7 separate regions of the Mus musculus genome follow, and regions 1, 2, 3, 4, 6 and 7 are each linked to region 5. Evidence: chromatin loops called from intact Hi-C (ENCODE). Cell type or tissue: left cerebral cortex. All regions are shown on one strand. Region 1 overlaps Cfap58 (cilia and flagella associated protein 58). Region 2 overlaps Sorcs3 (sortilin-related VPS10 domain containing receptor 3). Region 3 has its middle 1.1 Mb from the start of Sorcs3. Region 4 has its middle 950 kb from the start of Gm26629. Region 5 holds the start of Sorcs3 (sortilin-related VPS10 domain containing receptor 3). Region 6 overlaps Sorcs3 (sortilin-related VPS10 domain containing receptor 3). Region 7 has its middle 700 kb from the start of Sorcs3.

Region 1 (4,000 bases), 220 kb before region 5:
AGTTGTACATAGCATCATGGGTATCAGAAAGAGACTGGGTAACTGACCAATTACAACGCTGAGATATATAAGTCTATAGCACAAGAAAGTTCAGGGTAAAAGTGGAAAACCACCCAAATAGGATTTCATTTTTATTTACTTTTAATGAAGAAACTATTAAAGATAATGCATTTAAAGTTGTGTAAACACAAGGCCTGAATTTTAACAACACCCAGGGCTGCCAAGTGAATTCGTGCCAAATCCTGCCCAGCTATACGGGCATCAGCTGGTGCTGTGTAAGCAGAGTTGGAGCCATGGAAATAGCCTCTTTGTTCCTCTTCTGTGCCCAGAGTGGTACAGCTTCCTAACCTGGTGCTAACGTGCATCTACCTGGGAGGTGGAGTGAAAGTCTTGCACCTGCTTTCCATCACATGACTTTATCCCATATGCTAGCACGTAGATCTTGGAAATTTCCAACTCCTTGTCGATTTCTATTTTTTTTTTTAAATGAAGGAGGTAGTTGAAAGTATCCAGTTGCTAGATTAACTCAAAGTGTCAATGTGGCTGAAAGCAAAGCTTTGGCTCCAAGTCCGGAGGACAAACGATCCACTTACACCCGTAGCTCTTCTCTGAGTAGAGTGCACACAGCTACTGAAGGAACATTAGAGCTATTCAGGTTGGTGGTTCCATTTCATTGCTAACCACCATAGCCCTGCTCTCCTACCTCCTGTTCGCAGATGCCCCACCGTGGAACCCTTCCCCGTGGTATGCTGTGTTGAACCTTCCGGTTGACAATGACTAGAGGGGCATTCCAAGGCTGAGTGGATTCAGGAAGCTATTCCTATGGAAACTGGAGATGGGAGGGAAAGCCCAGAGAACCATAATGAAAACCACAGCCTTGGCAGCAGGGCACATCTCCAATCCAGCTTAGACTCTCCCCAGCCATTGCAATTGGCTTCTCGGCTCCCGGGTTCTCCTGTCTGTAAAAGGGGAAGGCTGACGTGGTCTCACTGCTGTCATGTGATGTAAAATGTGATATCACACGGAAAGCACCAAGCATCACGCATGGTTGCATGATGACTAGGACCGTTCTTTCTGATGGAACAAACACGCTCACTTTCCATCAGTGAATCAGAGCTGCGGTGACGACTGTGGGAGACAGTGGTCTGCCCTGGGGAGCTTTGTGGCTGTGTCGTTTGCTATGCCTCTTCTCTTTGGATTTAATTCTCTATGTACTAGGTCTTCATGCGGGAAAGGCATTTGAATCAAAGAATCATTATTTGCACACGGACCATGGTGCTTTGAAACTGATGCTATCTTCCCGCTGTTCTCCTGGGACAGGCCAGCGACCCTAGCACCTTCGAGCTGATCCAGAAAATCCACACCCTGCAGAAGCGACTCATCAGCAAGACGGAAGAGGTGGTGGAAAAAGAGCTGCTTCTTCAGGTAACAGTCTCTGGGCCTGGGCTCCCCGGGCAAGCATGGCGGTCTCCAGGAGCCTTAGAATTGGTGACTTGTAGTGTTGCAAGCCCCGTCTTAAACTGTAGATGGCAACAGCGACTCACACACGGAGAACAAACAGCCTAACGAATTGTTCTTTTACTCTGCGATCACCGATATTTCAAGAATCCCAGGAAATTAAGTTCAAGGCTAGACTTACCGCAGTCGGGTAACGTGAACTTTTTTTTTTTTTCTTCCCCTCACTTTTCCTACGGTTCTATTTGTCAAATTATTTTAACTGCTTTTCTCCCTATCTTCATGTGCTGTGAAGTGCTGTGATTTCAATCTTGAAAACAGCTTTCGTATAGTGCACTCATGATCTGTCCACGGGAGGATCTGTGGGAGCGAAATGGAGAGACGTGTTTGAGGATGTGGGGGTGGGTAGGCACTGAGATGAGGTATGGGCACACGAGGGCACAGTCATGGGAAGGCTAGAGGCGGATGCTGGGCATCTTATAGGCACCCATCATAGTCTCCACAAGCAGGTTTTCTCAGTAAATCTTAATCGAGCCTCTCTGACTAGACCAGCTGGCCTATAAGCCCCCAGTATCAGCTCACTTTAACCCTCCCAGTGCCGGGTTGCAGGCATGCATAGCCTTGCCTGGGTTTTACATGGGTACCGAGGAGTCAAACCTAGGTCCTCACACTTGGGTGGGAAGAGATCTTACCCACTGAGCTATCATCTCCCCATGCTAGCTTTGAGAACTCTGGGAAGCAAATCCCGCCATTTAATCAGTCACTGCTGTAGCTGGGGCCTGGGAATTCAAGAAGGAGGCCAGGCTGGCACCAGGTGGCCTGAATTGGCTTTCTGCTTCGGCTGGCTTGCAGCTATTTGATTCTGAGTTCTCTGCACCTGAGGTTCTCAGTCTACGTTAAAGACAACAATGGAACGCATGAAAATTCATGGTTGGAGGCATTGAAAGACCTCAGCATTTCACTCAGTCCACAGGACGTATCTATTCCACAGCCTGCCACATTAACTATTGGGTGACCATTAGTGGGGGTAGGAACTTCCACTCATGTGCAAGAGGAGCCTTACCCCCCCTCTTCTACTCTGTGTTTGACCTTAGACATGTTTTCCCTAATGATGGCTGGACAGTGTACCACAGAGCAACGCAGACATCCCCGCCTGTAGTAGGCATTGCATTTTCCTCCTCTCTCAGAGATGAGCAGGATGGCAGGAAGGCAGGTTTTGGAGTGAGGAAGCACTCGTCATCAATAGTTGATGGTTCAATAGTTGGGGGAGAATCACAGACTTTTTTTTTTTTTTTCAAACATTGGTTTCTCTTTCTATAAAGCAGAGATAGCATTGTCACTCCTCATTAAGGGGACTTACCTAACCTGGTGGGTCTTGCAAAGGTAGCCAGTTAGAGCACAGGCACTAGGGACTCACCCGAGTGTGAAATGTGATTTTAAAATGTCATTATAGTGCGCCATCCCAAGGCCAGGCAGCTGGGAGCGAAGGCCTGGGACTCGAGCTCGCAGAACCCATAAGTGTGGGTTGGCCTCACTCTCTTGTCACTGGTGCTATTTTGGTACTGGTGCCACTTTGTAAAATATAAAGAGAATCAAACCTTATGTTGTATCAAAACTCAGTTTTTAAAAAATCATTTATTTTGTATTTTTTAGAGAGTTTGTCCTATATTGTATTTGGTGCCATAACTAAGAAAATGTGTATACGTGTGTACCTGTGTGTATTTATGTGCACCACATGAGTTCAGGAACCTGTGGGGACCAGAAGGCTCTGATCCCCCAGAACTGGAGTTACAGGCAGCTGTTAGCCCCCTGACGTGGCAGCTGGGAACCAACCCTTGGTCCTCTGCAAGAGCAGTAGGTGTTTCTAACTACTGAGCAATCTCTCCAGCTCCAGGCATTTATCTTTGTTATTTCTTTCCTTCTCACGCTTTGGGTTTTCCTGTTCTTCTCCCCTCCCCTCCCCTCCCCCTCCCCTCCCCTCCCCCTCCCCTCCTCTCCCCTCCCCCTTCCCCTCCCCCCTCCCCCTCCCCCCTCCCCCTCCCCCTCCCCTCCCCCTTCCCCTCCCCCCTCCCCTCCCTTCTTCTTCTCTCTCTTCTTCTCTCTCCTCTCTTTTCGTTTCACCTCCTTTCTTTCTCGGTGTTGAGGACTGAACCGTGCGTATCTGAGAAAAGAATCCTGTCACTGAACTACCCACAGCCCCTTCATTTTCTAATACAAGCATCTGAGCCCATGAAGTATGTTTTAAGTAACACTTGGGTTGCTCCCCACGGGTCTTGCTACGCACGGTGCTTCTATTTAGTTGCAGAGCTTGTCTTCTTTAAGAATTACTCCTCCATGGAGAAGAAGTCAGAAGGATCCCCACTTCTCCTCTCAGGAGGATGAAAGTGGACTCTGAAGGGCTTCAGATTCCATGCATATCTGGGTTAAACGTTCCTTCGGATCTTTTCCTTTTCACTGAGGACTGCAGTAGATATACTCTTTAGAATCCAATACTGGCTTTGAGCATAAGCGATCTTGTAGAATTAACTGATCCCTGGGGTTAGAA
Region 2 (4,000 bases), 190 kb after region 5:
GTAACAGGAACAGATCACCCGGCTAGTCGGTAACCTCTTCTTTGCCTCTGAGTAGCGGGAGATGAGACAGATGGATAAAGACTGCAATCTCCAGTATGATGCAATAGATGCTTTGTCTCATGGTGATGTCTTCTACCAACAAAGCTTAGAGTTTGGGGGGGGCATGAAGAAAATATTGTATGATGGCTAGTAGTGCTAATGATGAGATCAGTAACCCTGTTCTTGACTCTTGATTTTCAAACCTCTAAGAGGATTAACATCATAATCTCATGCAGGTTTGGGCTCCTGGCTGTGTTGCCACTGTGTCTTCAGAAACCTTCAAACCTTGGCATCAGGCCTTCTAGTGGTCAGGTCTAGGTATTGCCAGCAAACTCCACAGACTCCTCTGTGGTGCCATGAGCTCCTTGTTGGAAGCCATGCTATGTGGGGCACCATGACAGTGGGAAGAGCATTGGGGATGAAAAGTTTCAGTTCTGCTACAGTTGACGTAGGAGGGAAAGCAGTTCCCATGAGCTGTTGCTGCCTCTCTGGTTTAGGAGGCATGATCTGTAGACAGCCTGTCATTGGGTGCTACATGGAAGTTGGGCTCAGTTGGTTCTTGGGTTGGCAAGTTGGAGTTCAGCAGTTGTATAATCTTCCCTTTTGGTGAAGAGGTACATCAGCTGAGGCAAAGCCTTTTCTGTCTGCATCCCAATGACTGTTTCTTACAGCTCCCTCCAGACAGTCAGAGGGGTCACAGACACATACAACGTGGCTTCAGCAAAAAGGCATCTGTGTACCTGGTTTCTAAGAGTCTTCTTACAGTAAACACCGTTGTGTTCCCCTAAGATGCAGACACCCTGGGCCAATTTGAGAGTTCAGTCAAGAGTGGTTATCTTGCTGAATTATTTCAACTTTGAAGCCTCATATTGTCAATATCCATGCCTGAGTCTGATCTCATCTTTCTTAACACTGTCTGATGATCCCTGACATCTCCAAGTGATGTTTTCAGGCCAGCCTGGCCACACTGAGCTCTAAACTCAGACATCCAGCTTAATGTGTGATTTTTTTTCTTTTTTTTCTTTTTTTTTTTTCTTTGCAGCATCTCTAGAGCATCTCGAAGGTACTGCTCAATGCTAACCTGATCTTTCCTTCCAAGTCTCCTAGGGTCCTCATCTTACACAGCAGTTCCCTGCTTCCAGTGTCTCAAGCTCAGATGCTGATGTTTTCTTTGGCTAAACTCTCTTAATTATACCTTGTTAATCCAGTTCTCAGTGAAGATTTTTTGGCTTTGTCCTCAAGTATATTCTGACCCAGCCTCTCCTCGTTCGTTCCCTTCCCTCCGTGCCGTTTCTAAGGCTCAGCCCACATCGTGTTCCACCTGGGTGGTTACGCTTGGCTCCAAATTCACCTTTGTTTCCCCCACTGTCTTTTTGCACAGCAGCTAGAACATCACATTAGAATTTAAATCTCCACTTTATATTTCTAGTATCTTCTGGTTTGACTTAGAGTAAGAACTAAAGTCCTTGTAGTGGTTCCGTAGGTTCAATGAGAACTCGACCTCCTGTTCCTTTGTTGAACTCATCCCATAGGACTATTCCTTGCACCTCCCCAGCTTCTGTAATCATCCTTGAATCTTCCGAGCAGCCTCCTGCCTCAGGACCTTTGCACTGACTTATTTATCTGTCTGTAGTGTTTATCATCAGGGATACACATCAGTAGCATCATCTCTTACCTCATTGAGAAGTTTAAGAAAATGCCAGTTTGCTATCAAACTCTTGTCTGGACTTCTATTTGCTTTTGCTGCTTTGTGCCTTCAGGACCATTCCGTATGTCACCAGTGTCGTGTGCCTTGCTTGCACGATCCTTCCTCTTTCTTGGTAGTCTTTACTTTCTGACTGCTGTCATTTGCTGCTTACTTATCTTCTCAGTTAGAATATAAACTTCCTGAGGGCAAAGAAGATGCCTCAATTTCTTCTTTGCTGAATCCCATATGGAGTGGGTTAATGAAGGACTGACAAATGATGTAGCCTAGAAATGGGGGTGCCAGTGGACTGTGGTGCATTTCAGAAATCTCAGCGTTCCTTTTGCAGTGTATATGATGAAGAATGATCCAAGCATCACATGGAGGTTTTCTATTAAGTTCCAGCAATTGTTACCACCTGAATGAACTAGGCAGAGGGCCTCACAGTTTTTCAAAATGTCACACATCATCTTTGTAGTGATGACATTGCAATCTCTTTGTGGTAATTAGTTATCTATCCTCCTGACTAGATTCCAAACTCACGGTAGGCAACATCACCATTTATTTCATTCTGCACTTGAAGTGAGAACCAAGACAATCTTGTACAGTGAAGTCAGTTTGGGATCTGGATAAAGATTTGTTTCTATTCCCTGGAGGTTGAGGCTCCCCCTTGTGGGAGGAGATGCTGAGATACAGTTATGCTGAGACTTAAAGTACATGCTTGCAAGCATTCCTGAAGAAGTTTATGTTCAGCATCTCATTTGCATTCCATGGCTAATTGCTCTTGGTAAAGAAAACCAGCAGGTCCCTGTTCTAATTAGCAAGGAGAGAAGAACTCTCTTGTTGGGGCAAGGGCAGGGTGGTATAGTTTACACTACACCCTATTCCCCTGTGGTATTATAAACTGAATTAAGGGCTTTTGAAATGTTCTTCCAATGAGCAGTGGACCTTGTCACCCCTTTAAAATTCTTTATTGTAAGATAGGACCTCACTAATCTGTCCAGGTTGTGCTGTACTCACTAGAAGCCCAAGCTGACCCTGAATTTGTGATCCTCCATCTTAGCCTTCTGAGTAACTCATCATTACAGATTCATGACACTGCCCCTGCCTGTCCTGTCTGTTCACTTCTGAGCACCTCATTCTTGTTCTGAGCCAATAGTTCCTTTAGTTAAAAGGCTCCAAATACAAAGAAATGTAAAGAGATGAAAATGTTCATTACCTGGATGGATCAGCACATTCTGTGTGAAAGCATACAGAATCCTGATGCGCTCTTTAAAGGGGTGCAGTTATCCCATTTAATTGAGAAGGAAGGGAAGACATAGAAAGACATGAAGGAAGAAAGAAAGGAATAGAGGAAAGATAAAAGGAAGGAAGAAAGGAAAGAGAATGGGAGGGAGGGGAAGAAGAGGACAGGAATTTAAAGGAATCAAGCTTTCAGGAAGGTTTAATGAACTAAAGTAATTTTCCTTCTGAGTAAAATTTTACAGGCATTAAATGTTCTCACTCCACTGACTGGGCTCACAGGCGAGGGTGTCTCAGTGATTTATGAATTTGCAGATTATGCATTATCCTTTCAGAGGACAGGAATCCCCTGGGGCTTCCCGCCTGCCTTTCTGAGCTGAGCTGACTAGAGTGGCCAGGTAAAGGCAATGAGTCAGACCTGCAGTCTTCTGTGTTTCCACTGGGCTCTGGTGCAATGGGCATTTTACAAAGGTGTTTAGCAACTCTGGCATCCGGATTGTCTTCCACCAGTAAAAGGTGTATCACTATTCATTGCTCTGTCCGTCAGATGACATCTCCAACATGGCCGTCAGACTCTAGGTAGAGCCTTAAGCCCCTTCCCCTAGAGTAAGCATGGGACAATGGGATACAGTGAATTTAAACATGGGAAAAGTTAAGAGGATTCTTAGATGCAAAGAGGCTACAGTTTCTGAGCCTGGGAATTTTGTCTCATACAGGGTATGGTGTATGAACAGGCTAGGAAGCCCCTCACTTCAAAATTCTTTGGCAACCTTGCCTAGGGTCTGGGCTGGCTCCGTAGTTCCAGTATAGATGATCCTGGAAGGTGGTCGGTGAAGCGGGCTCTCAATTGAATGACAGTAGAAACTGTTGCTGTTTTAGTCACTTTATCTCATGCCAGATCTAGCAGAAGACAGGAATGGATGAATGATGGAGAGAAAGGAGAATGACAGTGACATTTGTTACTGGTGTTGTGTTGTCTGCGGCTTGCGTGAGCCTCTGGGAGCATCAGCAGACATGAAAATGAAGACAGTAGAT
Region 3 (4,000 bases), 1.1 Mb after region 5:
ATGTTTAAGTGAAGTTCCTCTGCTGCATAGATTTAAGGGATTGAAGGCCTGTGAGAATGTACATTTATATTGTCAAATACTGGCTATTTATTTAAAGGCCATAATAAAATACGTTATCTTTGGAACATTAACAGAGTGGATATTATCCCAAAGAAAACAGGGACATTGAATTGTACACTGAGCTACTCATGTTATCAATTGACCAAATCAGGAAAATCTTTTAAAGGCAAATGAAAAGGTCATTGCAAAAATTTTCATTTGGTTTTTTTATTATATAAAAAAAATGAAAATAGTTTGAAATAAGCACTTCACCTGTGGAAAGTAGTTTGCAGAAAGCTGGCAACCCAGGAACCCATTTCACATAATTATATATATATAAAAATTTGTGTGATTTGTTTTGGTTAGATGTGGACAGGAGAAGAGTTTGTTTTATTTTATTTTATTTTTTAAAAGTGCAAATCATAGTACTTAGGATGATTGGAATGTGTTTGGAGGTTTCACCACCAAAAATTGCAGAATTTTAAAATTCTTTCCTACAGTGGAAAATGGCTGAAACCTCACAAATCTCTTTAGGAGCCCTGACAGTAGTCCCACTAGAGCTAGTCCTTAACTGTGGCTCTGAGGTCTCCTTGCGCCCTTCTGGAGTCTCAGGTTTCTTTATTGTAGGGTGGCCTGTCTCCAAGCCCCACCCTTGTGTCTCCAAGCCCCACCCTTGTGGACTCTGCTGCTGATTCCTGGGCTGTCCTGACAGAGGCAAGGACAGCTCCTCATTGTGTAACTGTCAATGACTTCTCTAAGAGCTGCACTTAACACTTTGTTTTTCATGTCTTTGGAGAACTGAGATTAATGACTCCATTGTATATAGATCAGAAAAGTTGCTTGTTACAACTAATCAATCTGCTTGACTACAAATAAGCTTTCTTTTGGAACTCTTCTCAGTCCCTTGGCAATCTCCTCATGCTTATGTCTCCATTGCCTCCTGGTTTATTTGAAGCCTTGATCACTAGTTTTTGGCTTTAGTTATTTTGAGAAAAAAAAACCAAAAAAACCAAAAAACAAAAACAGCATTGAGTAGCTCCAGACTTTTGAAGTCCATATGGATGTTAGCTTCTGCTTTACCACGTCCATAGCCAAGTACAGAGTGAACTTTATCCTTACTGTGAGAGCCTTGGCGACTCATTCATTCATTCTATAATTTTGAGCTTCATATAAAATTTTAGAATCATTTAAGCTTTTGGATTAAGTAGATCAAATATTTCTTCATATTTTCATGTGGTTTTGCTTTATATTTTTTCATCCATTTTTTGCTTCATATCTATTCTTGAAATTAAATATCCTTCCTTCTACTCTTCAAATCAATGCTCTAATTCAAAGTCTAATTATAGTTTAATGAGTGTAAATTATACATAGTAGATGAATATATTGTACACACATACACACACACTGTCAAACACACACACACACACACACACACATATAGAGGGGGGAGGGAGAGAAAGACATGCTTGATACATAGTTATAGTTTATACTTTTTCTATAATAAGTACTTGTTTTATATCAATAAATGGAATTGTAAGATTTATACAATTTGCATATTGTGGCACATAGAACTCTTAAGCCTACAGCCCCCTCTGCTGGGTGTATTTTCCCAGATTTATTGTGTTTAATTTAAGCATAAACATTTTTCATACTTTGATAGCTCTTAATCATGTGCTATTTTAGCTCAGAGCCCCACGTGCATTCTGATCTATAGGATGCTTCATTGGCTCAGGCATCTACACATTATGGATCCAATTTTTCAGTGAGTTTCACCACCTTTACCTATTTTGAAGATTTGGTGATGCATCTAAGACCATGTTTATAATAAAAATATTGTTATTTACACATACACTCCACAGATAAATGCATCTATCATTAGATAATGAGGTTGTGTAGGTCCAGAACTTCAATAATGAACTATTAAGCTGTTAGGTCTGGACCATGTATGCCATGTGCAGAATCACATTTGCTGTTGGGTGTAAGCCTATTAACCTCAGATAAAGAAGATGACATGTGAAAGAAATGATTTTAACCAATATTTCTTGGAGAACCAATGAGTTGAATTGGAGTTACTTCCAGTAGCATGGTTGAGTGTTCTGTTATAGGAGCAGTGAGGAGAGATTACTCTGAGACACATAGGTGAGGGGGTTGGTGAGGGGTTGCTTATAAGTCTTGGGGAAGGAATTACTTACAGTATCATGGGCGAGAGGTCATAGCAGGCATCACTGAAGTCAAATCATAAACATTATTTTAGATGTTGGAGACTACTGTTAAATACATGCTCAGTTAACACAGAGGCATTCTTATATAAACTCTTTTTGGATGAGATTTTCTTAGGTTGGGAACCATGTTTTTAAGTATACCAAAATGCCAAAGAATCTCCCTGCCTCCCATTCTTTGAAACTGAGCTTCGTGTATCATTCATTTTCATGCTACCTGTCAAAGGCAACCTTTCAGGAAGGCATTGGATGGTTACTGTAATGAACATGGCAGAGACAAAGGGGTGAACAACATTTGAATCAGGAGAATGGAATGTTTATCTGATAATTTCATTCCTCCTATGGGGATCAGTGGGCAGTGTATGTGGAAAGATCATAGATACTGGGTGATCAAGTGTTCTTATATTTTATCTGCATCCCTTTTTTGTAGACATAAGTCAACAATGGACACCCTCATCTCAATCACTTGATAAAATCATGTTCCAGGAGAAGTTATTTTCCCTGTTTCTAAATTTCACATAGCTTATCTGAGCAATTAGTAAGAACAAAGGAAGTCATATATGTTTTATATAATGCCCTGATGTTAGTAAGTCTTCAACATGGTAGACACACATTTGTTTTCTCTCTCTTTCTTCTGACTAAACTAGAACCCTGACACCACCCTGCATCCATTCCTCCATATCCAGATAACAACTTGAAACATACCTTATATGAATTACTTCAAAACAACAACAACAACAACAACAACAACAACAACAACAACAAAGTGTGTAGACATTGTCTTTTCTATGCCCATTCCAGTTCTGAATAATGACCCAGAGACTTATTGAAGTAATAATAACATTTGGGCACTGAAGCTGGGCAGATTCTCTGCTGTGTGGCCTATTATCTGCCCCGTTAGTCTTGCCTGGAATCATCTTCTTCATCTGCACCACAGTAGTGATGACCCCTGTTCCCACCCACTCCCTCTTTCCCTCCCTCTCTTTCTCCCTCTCCCTCTCTCCCCCTCCCCTCTCCCTCTCTCCCTCTCCCCCTCTCCCCTCCCCCCTCTCCCCTCCCCCCTCTCCCTCTTTCCCTCCCCCTCTTCCTCCTGCTCCCCCTACTGCTCCCCCTCCCCCTCTCCCTCCCCCTCTCCCTCTCCCTCTCCCTCTTTCCTTCTCCCTCTTTCCCTCTCCCTCTTTCCTTCTCCCTCTTTCCCTCTCCCTCTCCCTCTTTCCCTCTCCCTCTCCCTCTTTCCCTCTCCTTCTCTTTGTCTGGATCCAGAAGTCTTGCCTTTTCCTCTCCTATCCATCTCTTGTCTGTTCAGCTTTTATTTAACCTACAGTGGTCTAACTAGCACTAGTCCTCAACTGTGGCTCTGAGGTCTCAGAGTGATGGAGAACAATGTTTACAGAACCAGAACTTTAAGTCATGAAATACTTCTTCTTCATCATCATCATCATCATCATCATCAAAAGCCCAAATTTCAGCCAGTTCTCTGCTGGCACAGAAATCAGCATTGAATATACAGTGCACAAAACATCCATTAATATCACTTTAAATAGTCTTCATTCTTCAAGCTATTGTATTGTGAGAGTAGATCTTTAGTATGTTACTTAGAAGAATATTAATAGGTGGTATTATAGAGAGAAAAATTTCATTGGGGGCTGGAGAGTTGGCTCAGTGCTTAAGGACTCTTGAAGCTTATCCAGAGGACCTGAGATCAGTCCCCAGCACCCAAGTAAGATATTTTGTAACTTTCT
Region 4 (4,000 bases), 1.5 Mb after region 5:
TCAGTAATTAGCAAATTAATCAATCTCTGTGCATAAAATTCACCTTTTTATGGGTTTGTTAAAACAATTATCTAACTACTTGACACTTAAACAATGGGATATTTATTAATTTTAATGTGCAAGTCATTTGCTGAACTATAATGCATATAAATCTCAGTAAATAAATGTTTTAGTGGTGGTAAATTTCACAGATAACCACAGTCCTACAGAGTGAGATCCCTCTAATTCCTAGAGGAAGTAGATTTTAACATCTGGGTTTCGGTTAGGAGGAAAGATTCAAGGGCTAAGAATTTTCCTATACACAGATATGTGGAAGGTAAGTTATCTGCTGATTCTAGAAACCACAGCCAAGTCCTTGGTTTAGGGTTAACAAAATAGGATCATGTAATTTTACAACAGTGATTTATTGAATACCTACCTTATGCCAAAATATATCATTAAATAAAGCAGCATGGGTACCAATTGCCAGTGTACAAAGTGTTGTTGGAGAAATGGGAAACTGTCCATCATATTGGCACCAGAGCCCGAACTTCTCAGATAATTGTATGTCAATCCCATTGTACCTTAAAATTAATACACAAGTCAATTCTTGTTTGGCCTTCAGGAAAGAGAAAAATTTGGAGTTGATTATATTTCTAATAAAAATACAAGTAAATAGAGAAGAGTTAATATAACTAAAATACATAGAGTTCAAGTACAGGGCATTTATTTCTGAAATAGTAACAATACCATCTAATTATGTAATCCTATATGTGTGCATATGTATCATACACATGTAAATCTATTATATGTATATATATTTTATATGCAAATATAATACACAAACATACCATAAGTTTATATATTGATTAATGTTATGTTCTTAACCATTTTGTGATTTCATTTTCCTGTCACACATATTTTCATGAGTTAGTATCCTTAGATTATACATACTTCCTAATATTTCATACACAAAATTAATAAGTGTAACTTTAGTGTTAATTAATTCCCTATTTAAAAGACAATAGCAAGAAAATCTCAAGACAACAAAACCAGAGAATTCTGAGAAGGGTCAGCAATCCAATAAGAAAGTACTCTAGCAATGCAGTTTAGCATGATTTATGTGGTACTTTGGCTTTAAAAACATGACTTCCCATAGTAAGTAAATAATAAAAGATATACTCATCCACACACAAAGGCATGCACATATATGCACATATGTATACATATAACGATATAGATTCATATACACTCATGCACACACAGTTACACACACAAACATATGTACCATGTACACACATATACCCTCTATTCAGTAAAAAGAGGTCTAGTAAACTTTTCATTTGCTATTTTTCCAGGAAAGGGAGCATAAAATTATAATAATTCATATGAACAATAAATTCTGTACACTTACATCAAGTTGCATTTTGTGTATGAATTATGTGGTAAGGTCTTATTGAAATAAGCTGAAGTTGAAGCTCTTAGCAAATATAATAATCCAGATTCCATTATTATAAAGAAGTCATTCTAACGCAGAACATACAAAACTCCTATGGACAAATACTTTTTCCAAGGATAATTTTATACAAAGATAAAAAAAAAAAGAGGAACAATGACAAAACACACAGGGAAGTGAGCCCACTGGTGATCATGCTAAACCACATGGAAAAATTTGCCATCCAAGAGCTTGATGTGCTTGGGTGTTCTGAAAGAGGAATTAAAATAGAAGTGTGCTAAAATAATGTAAGCAAGGATCCAAAGATAAAAACCACACAAGTCAAAGACAAATGGCAGATTTAACAGAAATTCAATTTCTAAAATTTGTAGAAATTGAAACTTAAAACACAGACAATGATAATGGTAAACCAGACATAGTTCAAGAACAAAACCTTGTTATCTAAAAGATAAATTTGAAAATGTAGCCTGAACTTCAGGACGGAGATATAAAATCTAGTAGCAAGTTTCCAACTGAAGTATTCAAGTGAGACTATTATCAGTCTCAGAAAACATTCTAAAGATGAGGTTTAAAAAAAAACAGATTATGGGGAGGGATCAATAATTAATTTATAAAGCAACCCTCCATGTAATTATGATACTTCTTGCATACATTAATTACTCTCCATGACCAAAAGAGACATATGGAAGAATTTATGTTGGCTCATAGTTCAAGAGGAAGAGTTCCTGATGATAGAAGACAGCTGCTGATCTGACTTCCAATACAAAAAGGAAAAGAGGAGAGGAGAGGAGAGGAGAGGAGAGGAGAGGAGAGGAGAGGAGAGGAGGGGAGGGGAGGGGAGGGGAGGGGAGGGGAGGGGAGGGGAGGGGAGGGGACTGGACGGGAGGGGACGGGAGGGGAGGGGACGGGAGGGGGGAGGGGAGTGGAGTGGATGGGAGAGGGAAGGGGAGAGGGGAGGGGAGTGGAGAGAGGAGGGGAGGGGAGGGGAGGACCATATATGACACATTATTTTTCAGGGTTCTATTTAAAGAAAAATAAAATAATAGTGTTCCAATTAATAGCTACTAACAGTTGGATGTAGCAACAGAAGCAGACAATCCTGAAAGCTTGAGCTACACATCCTGAGGCATACTATCAGCAGCCTCACACTAGGGAGAACACGTTTCCTCAATGAGTTCAGACAAGACATCAAATCAACTCATAAGGCACAGGTTTCAAAGGGTAAAAAGGATGGATTTCTACAATACTTTACCTGCAGTGCTGACTTGGATGAAAACTTAGGACGAATGAGGAATAAAAATCAGGAATTTGTCCCTTACATACAAGACTAATAAGGAGACAAAAAAAAAATCTGCCTATGAGAGACATCACATGTCAGATTTGAGAGTGAATAAAAGTTCAAAGCATTCATTATAGAGAGACATTTAGCTAGCTAACAAGAACTTGACTTAAATCTATAAAAAGAAGCCATGGTGACAATATTTCATCAAACAGAAAAAAATAATTGTAAAGAGATAGAGATTAAATTCAATTAGACCCAGATGGAAATTTAGGAGTGAAAAGTTCAACCACTGATTTATAAAATTAATCAAGGAAACTCAATAATCTGTAGATATTCCTTGATTTATGATTAAATGGAGTTCTGATGAACTGAGAGTAAATGGAAAATACTCTAAGTTTAAAATGCACTTAATTCACATCACCTGGCAAACCCTGTAGCTTAGCAACAAGTCCATGCATATTTGGGATGTTTACTCTCATGGCCATGAGGCAAAGAGCTGGGGATCACTGCCACTGCTCCGTGTATGTAATGTGACAATCACCTTTTATAATGGTTGTTCTTTCTGAACAGCAAAATTTCAAATTCAAAATATGATTCCTGCACAATGCATGCTGATATATAAGAAGTACAACTCAGAAAAAATCATAAACTGGTGATGTTATTTAAACTGATATGTGATAGAGTAAAAAATTTTGTAAATAGAGATTATACCAACCAAGAATATTGTACATAGTAACTATTCATGCAAACTGAAAGGTGCAATGAATGTAGTCTCATGTGACAAATAATGAGAATTCATTGCTACCAGGCCAATCTTGCAAGAAATACTAAAGTAATTTCTTTGGGTTGAAATCAAGGGATCCAGACATTGGCTTCAATTTATTTGAAAAATTGTGAGCACTGGTAAAGGTAATTAGGTAATTATAAGGTAATATTAATACACATTCATTCCATTTCTCCTCTTGATTAAAAAGTAATTATGTAATACAATATGTATAAAATTGCATTATTTACCTTCAGCATATGAAACTCAGAAACTTGATATTAATATACTTCACAATAACAGCACATAGTTGAGAGCTGGTGGGAAAGCTGTGCTGAAGTATGAAAATAAAATATGTGTAATTTGAACCCATAAGAACAAAGGAAGATAAGAAAAAGAAGAAGGACTGATAATGTGGCAAGCTATAAATTCATACCTCTTTCCTTTCTCAAGGCTATTTAATGACCTATAACATTTGGAATAATAACTATTATAATATATGGTTGGGGTGGCAGTATAT
Region 5 (4,000 bases):
AGGATTTGGTGAAGATGCTGACATGATTATCATGATAATGGATATGGTGTTAGATACTATGGGACTTGGGGCAGACAAAAAAACTCGAGTAAAACCATAGCAGAAGGTACATTGTAGACTTATGGGACACAGTTAGAAGGGCCATGATGGTGGGACAGTACACACAACTTTGAATCCATTCTAAGAGTGTATAATGATTGATCACTGAAAAATTTGGGGATCAATTTATAACATCATCTTCCACATGAATTAACAAGTTGTATCTGAAGCTATGGTGTTTAAAAAAGAGTAGCCACCAGTTACTTATGGTAATTAAACATTCAAATATGGTAGCCTACATCCAAATCGTCTATAAGAGTAAAATATTTTATTGTGAAGACTTGGTACAAAACATGTTAAAATATTTTAACAATTTTGATTTTGGTCATTAGTGGAAATGTAGGTGTTTGACAAATTCGACAGCGTAAAAATGTAAAATTAATTTCACTACAGTTACCCACGAGGCTCATATCTTGTTGCTGCATTGTTCTGGCTGGCTCCAAGAAGGAAAAACTTGAAGATCAGGAAATGATAGGCGGCTACCTCAACTCTTGGACAAGTGATGCTCCATGTCAGAATCACCACTGTGTTTGATTCTGGGAGCGAACAAGAGAGATCAGGTGAAGCCTTTTTAGTTGGACCTGACCAGTGTTAGGTCTAAGCGTTAAGGTTTCATGGCATGTGTTTGCATTACTGAGATGTGCCAGGGTGCTGGTGGGTCTTGATGCATGTGCCACGTGGTTCTTCCTGTCAATTCTCGTAGAAAGACTTAGCTCCCTACAAGAATAAAGTTGGGGCAGTGGGACTAGTAGCCTTATGACGAACACAGCTTTGAGAGAGTTCCAGATCTTGCAAGAACTAGATTAATACTTGAGATCATGGGTTGTCGTGAAGCCGGTGACCTCTTCTGTGTCACTCACATGCACTCCTAACCGTGATGGCATCCTTCATGCAGTGACAGGCATGGGTACCTCAGCATATGAGGCTGCCCAGTTTTGATCTCCACTGTTTCTAGAACTGTGAGCCAAAACAAACATATTTTCTTTATAACGTACTTACTTATCATCAGTGACAGGAGAAGCTAATCGAATGCGATTAAAGGTAGTCTCGGGGTGGAGGGTGGGGTGTGTCCTAACATGTTAGCGAACAAGAGAAAAACTATTGGGAGAGGCTTTGTCACGTTAGAAACTGTCACCCCTATGAAAAGCATCTATATACCTCTGCCTTCAACATTTTAGCTGCTGAGTCAGCCTGGAAGATCTCTCTTGGGAATCACAAGGGTAGATGTTCCTGATGAGAAAGGCAAACTCACTTAGAGGTTCGCGGATTGCTTTCCTTGTGTGTGTGTGTGTGTGTGTGTGTGTGTGTGTGTGTGTGCCCGCGCGGGGGAGTGGGGGTGGGGGTGGGGGTGCGCATAGAGGCGGCGGCGAGGAAATTGGTCAGCTCCTCCCTTGTGGGGAGACTTGGGAGGCTGTAAGAGCCTTGTATCCAGAAGTGAACGGACATACCAGATCTCTTAAATCCTAGCACCCTGCTTAGAAACGGATCAGGGGGGTAAACCTCACTAGGTTGCGGTTGCAGCTCCCCGCCTTCTCCGGTAGGGGCGCTGGGCACCAGCAGATAGCTTATTCTCTCCCAGCACTGGCTCCAGCGCCCACCTGGATCCGTAGCTTTGCAACTTTTCACCCCTGCATCAACGCGCTGACCCGCGTCTGGAAAAAAATCCACGAATGCCAAGTTCATTTCATTCTTGGTGGGAATTACCCTTGTCTTCTTTGTCCAGCCTAGCCATCTTCTCCGCTCCCAATTTTCATTTTAGCTTTGGTGGGAAAGCAAGTTCAAAAGGCGAGGGCTCCCGGGAATCCCTGGCTTGCATCCTTCAGGCCCAGAACCCCGCTCCTTCGCATCGCAGCACACCTGATCTTTCCCAGGGTGTTCTCAGAGTTCCTACTCTTCTTTCGCATCATCCTCTCCCCTCCCCTCTTCCATTTCCCCTCTTTGTTTGCTCACACCTCCAACCACAATTCCTCTTCCATCGCCAGCTTTCACCTTCTACAAAGAATCTCTTCTAATTCCTAAGGGGAAGGAACAACTTGGAGGCTATGTTCCTCGTTTAGCCTTGGCACTCCCCCCTCCCCCATCCTTTTCCGGTGTTTCCTGGAGGCCACCTGTCCTAAAGGTTGTAAGCCACGTCTCCAGCCAGCCCTCAAGCTTAGCACCCCTCTCTCCACCTCACCAAAGTCTCTGTCTTCCTGAGGTCTGGAAGAGTCCCAGTCGCATCAGGCGCGCATACCCTCCTGCCACGGGGGACAGGGGACCTGATAAATGCTTGCTGCTTTGGGCAGGGGACCTTCCAAATAGTGGCAGACACTTTGAAACAAGTGGCCCTGCTCAAAAGCGCGTCTGGGGGTCAGAAGGGCAAGACCTAGCAGTCCCTGGCAGGAAAACAGGACCTGGATCTACTACTGTCCTCCCACATCTAGTGTAGGGTCCCCAGAATATCAGCCTTTGCTTTGCCCGGCGGCTTTCAGGCTCGCTTTCCAGACCTCCAGGCGGCTTAATCTGATGACGCCCACAGGTGCTGGAGGACCGTGCCTCATGAAGAGGGGTGCTACCCTTGTTCTCCACATTGCCTCTGACCACTCACAGGCTTCTGGATGTGCAAACAGCCTATGCGTGATTCTCGAGCACCCACGGCCGGAGCGCACCTCGCACTCCGCCCCGCCCCGCCCCGCCGCTCTCACTCACACAAGCCAGTGTAAACGCGCACGCAGGGAGCCGCGCGCCCCCGCACACCCAGCAACACCCCCCCCCCCCAGCTCAACCAGGTACCGACCCCCCAGGCGCCCTCCCTCCAGCCCTGGAACACCCTGGTCTCCCTCTCTCCCTCTCTCGCCTGCGCGCACGCACGCGCACGCACGCACTCCCCGCGCCCCCGCACCGGGAGGGGGCGCAGGCCTCCGGGGGCGGGGAGCCCAGAGCAGAGTCGTGGGTCCATCCCGCGCTTGGCTTCAGAGCGGTAGCTCCCGCCTGGCCCTGGTCTCCAGATCGAGAACAGTTGGCAGTGGAGATAATTTACTCCTCCTTCTCCTCCCGGAGACCCTATACTTCCCGCACGCCGTCTCCCGCTCCCAAGAACAGACCGAAGAGTGAATCCCCAAACGCAGCCAGGAGCGGCTTCCCAACTCCGCGCCCGAAGCTGGCTGGCTGGTGGTTGGATTTCCGAAAGACTCCGGATAAGGGTCTGCTGTGAGCCCCCCCCCCCCCTCCTCCAAGATCCAGCTAGCGTTGCCCATTTTAAGAGGATTTCCCTATTCCCTCTGAACACTCCTTTTCACAAATTTTTTAAAAGAGGTCGGTGGAAAAGATTGGGAGGGGGGGCATTTTAACAACAGCATCAAACCGGCCAGAGCATCGAGAGAGCATTTAATAAACTGCCTTTGGGTTTTGGAATCACCCTCTGGACCTGGGAGCAAGCGATCCAGAGGGGAAGAGTGTAAGGGACAGGCGAACCACCTCCTTCCCGGCCGCCCCCTCCTCATTCCCCTGACACACTCGCTAGCTTGCTTGCCGGCGCGCGCATCCCTCCAGCACCCCCCACCCCCCCTCCATCGGACCCGCACCTCGGCGGGCGCCACACACTCGGCAGCCCGAGCCGTGGTAGCCGCAGCGGGATGGAGGCGGCAGGCACTGAGCGCCCCGCAGGCTGGCCCGGGGCACCCCTCGCCCGGACTGGGCTGCTGCTCTTGTCAACATGGGTCCTGGCCGGCGCCGAGATCACTTGGGGCGCGACAGGAGGTCCGGGGCGCCTGGTGTCCCCGGCTTCACGACCACCAGTGTTGCCTCCTCTCTTGCCACGGGCAGCGGAGAACCGGTGGCCTGAGGAGCTGGCATCTGCACGGAGAGCCGCTGCACCGAGACGCCGGTCCAGGCTAGAGCCACTATCCCAGGCGAGCCGCGG
Region 6 (4,000 bases), 160 kb after region 5:
GGCCTTAATGAAGTGAGCTATCCACTGTTGCCTCGTTAGCAATGAGCCTTCACGTTTTGTCATTTCTGTCTGCTGAGCTGTGTCATAGAAGAGGGATCCTTACTGCATATCCTATTAAAGATGATGCTCTATCTTCTGAAGTCAACAGAGCCAATGCAGGTGGGGTGATGATGTTTAGAGAGTGGAGACTGTTCAGGAAACTGGAGTGGATAGAAATTCTATGAATAGGACAGACTGACTTGATTTCTCTTGAGAAGATTGGAGATGGGTTTGTTTGTGTATGAGGTATCTAAAGACTTGAAAAAGAACCATCTCCAGATACCCGAGGGTGTCTCTCATTCATTCATGACAGTATGGTTGCCAGGAGACAAGTGGAAGAGATCAAGCCTAGTGTTGCTCTAAGTCCTCTCTAAAGCAAACTGAGTTTCCAAGGACCTGGTCTCATCTAGTGAGTAGCAGGATGCTGAGTCAAACATGTGAGTCGTGGCCCATGCTTCTGCTGCCTGCCTTGATAGGGTTAAGTGACCTATGCACAAAGCACTGGTAGGATGTCCTAGGAGAGATGGGAACATCCTGCCCCGAGAACACAGAACAATCCCGGCTGAAGGATTAGGCATAATTTCGTGAAGGAGGAGCCATATTTCATGGCTTGGTTTATTTGGAAAGGGAGACCATAGGGCATCCAATGTGAGAAAGCGCTAAGAATAGTCAGGAAATCTCAAAAATTTCCCATGCTGCTTAGAAGGGCTTGAAGAATGTGGAGGGCCTTGTAAATAGAGCTGGATAGAGTCTGCCTTACAGAGTTGGAGTTGGAGATGGGAGTCAAGGTTTCCCTTGGGAGATAGTAGGGCAAAATGGAGCAGCTGAGCATGCACAGCAGAGTCTATGAAAACTTTAGGATGGATGCCTGTCACTATGACTTTCTTCTGCAGGGTGGGATTTGAGATCAGGGGGAAGAAAGGGGACAGTATAATTAACAGCTACACTGTGTGCATTCACTTCTTCAGGCCTACTACTCTAACTGTGCACAGGGCTTTCCTCCCCTCTTGCGTTCAGGTTCTCTGTTCGCTGTCCATACACTCTTTTCTTTCTTTGCTTTCCAATTCTCTTCTTCTTTGGGTAAATCTCAGTCTTATTTATTTCCCAACTCTGTCTCTGAGATCCTATTTTCATCCCCATAGATCACTCAAACCTACATTGTAGAACCCAAAAAGAACAGTGCGCAGTGTTGAGAAAGATGCTGTAAAAGTTTTAGATAAATACATAGTTGCCACTGTCTAACTATTTTTGTTAGAAACCTTTAGTTTCCATCCTAGCTAACAGCAGCACAGAGAGACTCAATGCATGTCCGAAGACCACATAGTTCCAAGTGACTAGGTTAAGACTCTCAGTCAAAGGACAATATAAAACAGGTCTTTGGGGTGTGTGTGTGTGTGTGTGTGTGTGTGTGTGTGTGTGTGTCTTTGTTCTTGGAGATGTGTTGGTGGTCTGCAATGTTCCCCACCGCCAATGTTAAGTGGAAGATTTTTATGTGACGTCTGTAGTGTGTTTACTTAGGAGCGAAGTTCCTTCATTTCATCACTTTCTTCAAGAAACATACGAACCATTGCGTTCAAAAGAATCAGCAACCAGTACATCAGGGCAATGGGGAAATGTTCCTCACCAGGGAAGACTGGCGGAAGTAGAATGGAGTAGGGGCTTTAAAGCCGCACGTTCCACTTTCAGATATTCTCAGCTTGGTCGCTGGGCTTCTGCATTTGCTGGCTAGATGCCTTCCCCTGATCATTTTCTCCTAACTTTTTGAAACGTGAGGCTGCTTTTAACAGCTGATTTTTTTTTTTTTTTGAAATTGAGGGTGATGGCTCCGAAGTTAAGATTCAACTGTGGCTTTCAGCACTTGCTGCTCGCGCCTGTAACAGATGGGTTTACAGCCATTATCCCATAGAATACGATACATGATGAAGTTGTCCTTACAGCAGAGAAAAAAAGCTTCATAATTTACCTTCAGAGCCGAGCTTGAGAGGGTGCCGGGAGCCTCAGCTCTGCCACGATGTGAAATGGATTCTAAAAAAGGGGAATGCTTCAATTGTCTGACCTTTACAGCATATTTAAATGTATCTGATGGTGTTCACAGTAGTAAACACTATAGCTAAGGTTATGGGCTGGGAAAACTGAGTGGAATATTTGCAGCTAGCTGTGGACGCTCCTGGCAGGAAGACAGGCACCTGGCTTTGGACTGGGATGGAGTCTGGGAGGGGAAGTGATGGCATTTTTTTTCCCCAGTGAGTACTAGTAGATTTTGCACCAAGAGAGCTTTGGAAACTGAGGAAGCTCTTTCTTCCTTATCTAGGATGTATCCCTGCTTCTGTGAGCGTGCAGAGGACCTAATGATGGCCCCGCCCTCTATTTATTTATTCACCCACCAAATATTTACTTACCATGTACTCTATGTACTGTGAACTGCTGTAGGGGATCGGAATGTGGAGATATGCTTTCAAATTATCTCGCAAACAGTAAAATGGAGAAGGGGGGGGTGTAAAAAGGTGTGCTAGTGGTGTATACATTAGATGCATACCTAGTGCACATATAACATGGAAGAGACAATAGCGCTTTATAGGAGCCAAAAGGAACAGTGAAGATAGAAGCCAATGAACATTAAAGCCAACTTGGTGATGAAGTCAGAGAAATCAGTAAGGTAGTTGGCAAACCGGAGCTCTAGGGGTAAAACAAAGAAAGCTCGGGGAGAGTTTCTAGATTTTTCTCTTATGCAACGACGAGAAGGCTGCTCATGCCGTTCACAGAGAGATGAGTTGCTAGGGACGCAGACATGAATGACACATCCCTCCCCCTGTTTGAGGTTAGGGGAAATCGTGTAGCCTTTTAGCAGTGAAGACTGATCACTCTGAGCCAGAGACCCTGCCCATCATCCTTTATTTGACGTTGACGTTCGTTCTCCTGATGTAACAGGAGGAAGCCTCAGCCCCCGGGGCAGGGGCTGCTTCCTGGAGCTCTGCCTGGCATGTGTCACCCTCCAGTGGGATGGAGTATTTCTGAACATGCTTCCGACAGCAAGCACGTTCTCCTTTAAGCGGAGCCATATGCCACATCCCCAGCATGAAAATTTAGCCACCACTGAATCATCTAGAGATGAAATAAAGGTTAGGAGTTTTTTTTTTTTTTTTTTTTTTTTTTTTTTTTTTTTTTAGCAGAAATAAAGGGCTTTCAACTCTATTTTTATAACTTTTTTTTTTGTCATTATAGAAGTGGGAATACCTAGTGAAGGAAATTGAAAATCTGGAAACAGTGAAGGAAAAGAAATGACCTAGCATCCACTGACCAGGGTACCAACTTGCATGTAGTCTGATTTGTAAACTTAGGTTAATACTTACACAAACACCACATACACACACACACACACACACACATTTTAAATATGCGTTTCATTATTCAATATATATATATAAAATATGTATTCTAAACCCTTGTTAGCATATTGTTTTATAAGTTGTCTTTACAGTTAACTTCATATTACACAATTATGCATTATACTCAATATCATGTATATATACAAAAGCCTAATTTTAATGTCCTGATATTGGAGCATCTTGGTGTCACTCACTCTTCTATTGTGGCCGTTTGTGTCATTCCTGAGAGTTTGCTGCTGCGGGCAATGCCCTGTGACCTTCCTGGGCTTCACGACATCGTCATGATTATCTGATTATTTCCTCTGGATTCACCACAGCACTGAAAGCTTCACGCCAGAGGCTGAAAACATTTCCTAGAGATTTCTGATATTGAGAAATTGCTTTTGCAGAGAGGAGACGCGACACTTATAACCTTGTCTTTTGTATTGTTTTGGACTCCGAAATTTTCCCGTGCCTGGCGTGGTGGAAACATTTCCCAGCAAGTATTGGTTCATTCCGCTACTCATTTATTTATTCAGTAAATATTTATAGAATGGTAGTACCTTGGGAGGAATAAAAATGTCTCAGGCAAGTGG
Region 7 (4,000 bases), 700 kb after region 5:
CATGGAATCCTAGACAGATTGTTAGAAGTCCAGAGTCTGAGGCCACATATCTAGACAACTGAATTAGACTGCACATTTTGATAAGAGCCATTAGTTTATGCAAAGATATTAAAGATTGAAAAATAATAGGTTGGATCAGATTCAGAAACTGTGTCCAGCAAACAACCTAAGACTTAGCATCTCTCACCAGCTCCTTGATGAACCTGTTCACCCTGGATCAGTCCTTGGTTATCCATTTTAGTCTTGAAGTTAACAGACCATTAGACCTAGCTTGGAAGGATTCTTCTGAAAGGACGAGTGATCATTTTCTACTCAATAATTTAATGGGAATCAAGTTCACCCTCACTATCAGTACTTTTGCAGTCACCAAACCCCAACACTTGCTGATGCTGAAAAGTGCTTGCTGACAGGAGCCTGATATGGATATCTCCTGAGAGGCTCTGTCAGATTCTTGCAGCCAAACATCGGACTGAGCAAGGGGACCCCAGTGGAGGAGTTAGGGGAAGGACTGAAGGAGCTGAAGGGGTTTGCAAGCCCATAGGAAGAACAACAATATCAACCAGTTAGACCCACAGAGCTCTCAGGGACTAAACCACCAATCAAAGAGTACACATGGAGGGACCCACAGCTCCATGCATATGTAGCAGAGGTTGGCCTTGTCTAACATCAATGGGAGGGGAAGCTCTGAATCCTGTGAAGGCTAGATGCCCCAGTGTAGGGGAATGATAGGGTGGTAGGGTGGGTAGGGGAGCACCCTTGTGAAGGCAGGGGAGAGGGGTGGAATGGGGGATGTTTTGGAGGGGAAACCAGGAAGGGGGATAACATTTGAAATGTAAATAAACAAAATAACCAAAAAAAAAAAAAGAAAAGAAAAAGAAAAAAGAACAAAAAAAGGAATGAAGTTCACTCCCACTGTCAGTACTTTTGCACTCAATAGTTTATTCTACTATGCAGAAAACTTCAAGAGACATGGTGGAAGATTAATTTGGATGTAATTTTGTATCTATAAATCAAAAGTAGCATTTGAAACATAATTCATAATTTAATATGATCTACATCACTGAGATTTTTTTTTACTAGAAATGTTTTGACAGAAGAAAAGTGTAAGCTTAGATATGTACAAATACACAGACACATTGATCAATTTTAATCCTTTTAACTCCTGATTTGGTCTTGCACCATAATAAGGAAGCAAAGCTGAAAGCCTGGGAAAGAGATTATTCTGCCAGGGAGCTGGGCTGCAGAGTGAAGCTGAAATGCTCAGGAAAGAGGCTTCCTCGAGCATTTGAAGCATTAGTCTGCTGCCGTGTTTATGCACCGTTGGATTTTCGCTTGTCAGTATATCAGAATTAAGGTTGAGCCAGATAGATTGTTAACAATGTCAAATTTGATTGTTGCAATATGTTCTAAATCATGGCTGCCAGGGGTGGATCTTGCTGACTTTTGCATCTTCCTACACAAGTCTCAGAAGAATGATAGATGGGCATATTCTTTTCAAAATGTAAACTGAGAATTTATTTAGAAACAAGTGACACTTTAGTCGGTAGATGTGTGTGAAAATATTCCACCTACTGGTGAGACCCAGGAAAAAATCTTTCTTTGAATTTCATCATCACCAAAGAATGTAGCATGCATTCAGTGTGATTTATTTTTGGTTTGAACAATAATATATTTTTAATAAAAACATTTATTGATAAGTCACTAATCTAAACATCCCAATGGTCGAGAATATTAAAACAATGAATCAACTGCAAAGAAAGGGATCCATTTTAAAAATAAAGTCAACTTAAAAAAAATCACAGCGACTATTAATAAACCAAAACACATTCATGGATTTGAATGTTTTCACTTTTAAAATACTAGCATTTTAAAATGAACTAACATTCAACCTGGTAGTTAAAGAATATAGTAAATGAAGCATTACCCATATGTTCAAAATATTTACTAAGTACCTACTACATACTACATGCTTTGAATAGACCTGGCAATAAACATCTCCTCTACACACTTATTAGTATTCTTTATTCACACCAGATAATTTCACTGAGGACAGAGGTGACATGAACATAACAATGTGCATTTGCTTGGAGTGGGAACAGATGTTCCTGGCACTGTCCTCAGTTCTGTGTGACTGTTCCTTCCCAGCAGTCATGGCTACACTGCATGGGTGCAATTAGAATAATTTAAGCTCTAGGATGAAGTAACAAAGATTTAAAGTGATTAACTTAAGAATCAATAGGCAAGGGTAGAGAGATAGAATTGAATGGTAGATACAAACTGTTCTATTTTTGCATCAGTTTAAATCCTTTCTTACAGAACACTAATATAAAATCAAAATAGAAATCCCATGAAAATATTATCCTATGCTTGGGTTAGGGAACATAGTACCTACCTAGCACATAGACCATATTGCTAGCACTGAAGTCTGGCTGAGCCCAGACTACAATGCTTTAAGTGATTTTTATTTTACTCTGTCTGTGCATGTACATGCACAGGTCTGTGTGTGTGTGTGTGTGTGTGTGTGTGTGTGTGTGTGTGTGTGTGTCTGCCATGGCATGGCATGTGTATATCAGATGGCAAGTTGTGGGAATCAGTTCTCTCCTTTGTCTTTATGGATCCAAAGGATGAAATTCAGATTTAACACAAAGCACCTTTACCTAATAAACCATCCCAAGCAAAGCCTACAAGCTGTACTTTAGTTGTACAATTTCTAATTTTTCCTTGTAGCTAGGGACCCCCATAGGAAATATGTCTCTACAGGGTGATGGTGAAAATAAGTCACTAAAGAATTCCAGTTTTGGTTGGGTAATTTTTGTAAACACTTTCTGGAATCAAGAATTTATCATTGAATGATTTTGGGGAGAAGTGAGGGAAATCTATTTTTTGGCATCTCAAACTTTTCATTACTGGGAGAAACAATGAAAGCAAAAATTAAGAATGGACCAGTTACATTCATAGATTTGTGCTACTTCAAACCTTCATTAGAGACGCTGCTTATTTGAGTCTGTAATGAATAATCCAGAGGCTCAGAACAGTTCAACATGTTGAGAAAAAGTGAGTGTAACTGTTTAGCCACAGAGTCTATATTCAGGCATAGAATGTGTGTTTGCTTGTATATATAAATGTGCATTTATAGGTGTACACACACGCACACATATTTATGTACATAATATATTTTCCCACCCTAAGGCTCAGGGACCATTAAGGAAGAGGGAACAGAATGAAAGCTCCTATTTGAGGCTGTGAGTTTATGGTGATTGCTCTGCACCATAGAGTGATGAGGAATGACGTACCACTTTTGCATTGTACCTCAGTTCTTCCTGCCTACTTCTGTCCTTTCCACACTTGCAGGATTATAATTATCTTACCATTGTAATACAATTTTGGTTGGAGTTTATACACTGGCGCATGCTTTTGTACATGAATAGAGCGATTTGTGTTCATATGTATGGTGACATTCAGTGACGACTCAGGCATCATTCTAGAGAAGAGTATTATGGTGATGCTTCTTGGAGGCACCACTTTTGAGTTAATGGCCTTTATATAAAAGTTTACTTAGTTTTCACCTTCCATCTAAACTGAACAAAAATAAATGCAGAATCCTTTAGAACACAATTTTTTTTCTAGAAGCTTAGATAATTTGCCTTTTCCTTTGAAGAGGCTGTCTAGTCCCCTCACCCTGTATCTCTCCTATGGCCTTGTAGAACTCTGAAGTTCAAACATGACCTATGGGTACTTTTGTTTACTTCTTTGCATTTCTCTGCGCTTCCTGAAAGAAGTATTTTTTTCTTTTCTTGCTTTATATCCATTTAAAAAAGAAAAACACACTGAAGAGAGTTCCTCAGGGTTATGTATGGGAGGGGATCATGAAGCTTTGAACTTCTAACAACTTTATTTGTGATAATACTTGATTGGTGATGTCACCAGATACGATGGTCTATTTCATCCACAAGTCTTCCTTCAGAATCTTGAAGCATTGCTTCACTTGTTTAAATTTAAT

The links. A loop is a pair of places that touch in the nucleus more often than their neighbours do. Peaks named below come from ENCODE experiments on the same cell type or tissue, not always from the same donor. Only the 100,000 strongest peaks of a DNase experiment are listed, where the experiment ranks them.
Region 1: it touches region 5 in a loop (5-fold over the local background); 6 of 42 quality-filtered maps call a loop at or near these places.
Region 2: it touches region 5 in a loop (5-fold over the local background); 11 of 42 quality-filtered maps call a loop at or near these places.
Region 3: it touches region 5 in a loop (4-fold over the local background); 4 of 42 quality-filtered maps call a loop at or near these places.
Region 4: it touches region 5 in a loop (2.8-fold over the local background); 3 of 42 quality-filtered maps call a loop at or near these places.
Region 6: a loop joins it to region 5, with 7 times the contacts of the local background. A loop is called at or near these places in 4 of 42 quality-filtered maps.
Region 7: it touches region 5 in a loop (2.5-fold over the local background); 2 of 42 quality-filtered maps call a loop at or near these places.

What each region holds. Positions count from the first base shown.
Region 1 is chr19:47,987,145-47,991,144 of GRCm38, forward strand. It overlaps Cfap58 (cilia and flagella associated protein 58), which reads left to right. Exons shown (of 18, transcript NM_001163267.1): 15 at 1,321-1,425. Among named protein-coding and RNA genes, the nearest start is that of Cfap58, 51 kb to the left of the region's middle. In left cerebral cortex, a CTCF peak has its summit at 1,519; DNase peaks (open chromatin) are centred at 1,526 and 2,965.
Region 2 is chr19:48,389,346-48,393,345 of GRCm38, forward strand. All of the region lies in intron 1 of Sorcs3 (sortilin-related VPS10 domain containing receptor 3), which reads left to right. Among named protein-coding and RNA genes, the nearest start is that of Sorcs3, 190 kb to the left of the region's middle. In left cerebral cortex, a CTCF peak has its summit at 2,402 (motif pointing left); a DNase peak (open chromatin) is centred at 2,391.
Region 3 is chr19:49,263,189-49,267,188 of GRCm38, forward strand. No RefSeq gene overlaps it. Among named protein-coding and RNA genes, the nearest start is that of Sorcs3, 1.1 Mb to the left of the region's middle. In left cerebral cortex, a CTCF peak has its summit at 1,635 (motif pointing left); a DNase peak (open chromatin) is centred at 1,645.
Region 4 is chr19:49,727,533-49,731,532 of GRCm38, forward strand. No RefSeq gene overlaps it. Among named protein-coding and RNA genes, the nearest start is that of Gm26629, 950 kb to the right of the region's middle. In left cerebral cortex, no CTCF peak of the experiment used is centred here; a DNase peak (open chromatin) is centred at 1,656.
Region 5 is chr19:48,202,467-48,206,466 of GRCm38, forward strand. Sorcs3 (sortilin-related VPS10 domain containing receptor 3) reads left to right here and starts at 3,559. Exons shown (of 27, transcript NM_025696.3): 1 at 3,559-4,000. The coding sequence starts at 3,714. In left cerebral cortex, CTCF peaks have their summits at 1,638 and 3,023; DNase peaks (open chromatin) are centred at 1,310, 1,643, 2,253, 2,747 and 2 more places; H3K4me3 peaks cover 2,370 bases; H3K27ac peaks cover 2,255 bases.
Region 6 is chr19:48,365,276-48,369,275 of GRCm38, forward strand. The region is part of intron 1 of Sorcs3 (sortilin-related VPS10 domain containing receptor 3); the gene reads left to right. Among named protein-coding and RNA genes, the nearest start is that of Sorcs3, 160 kb to the left of the region's middle. In left cerebral cortex, no CTCF peak of the experiment used is centred here; DNase peaks (open chromatin) are centred at 1,910, 2,185 and 2,984; H3K27ac peaks cover 1,025 bases.
Region 7 is chr19:48,906,328-48,910,327 of GRCm38, forward strand. No RefSeq gene overlaps it. Among named protein-coding and RNA genes, the nearest start is that of Sorcs3, 700 kb to the left of the region's middle. In left cerebral cortex, a CTCF peak has its summit at 1,585; DNase peaks (open chromatin) are centred at 1,389 and 2,091.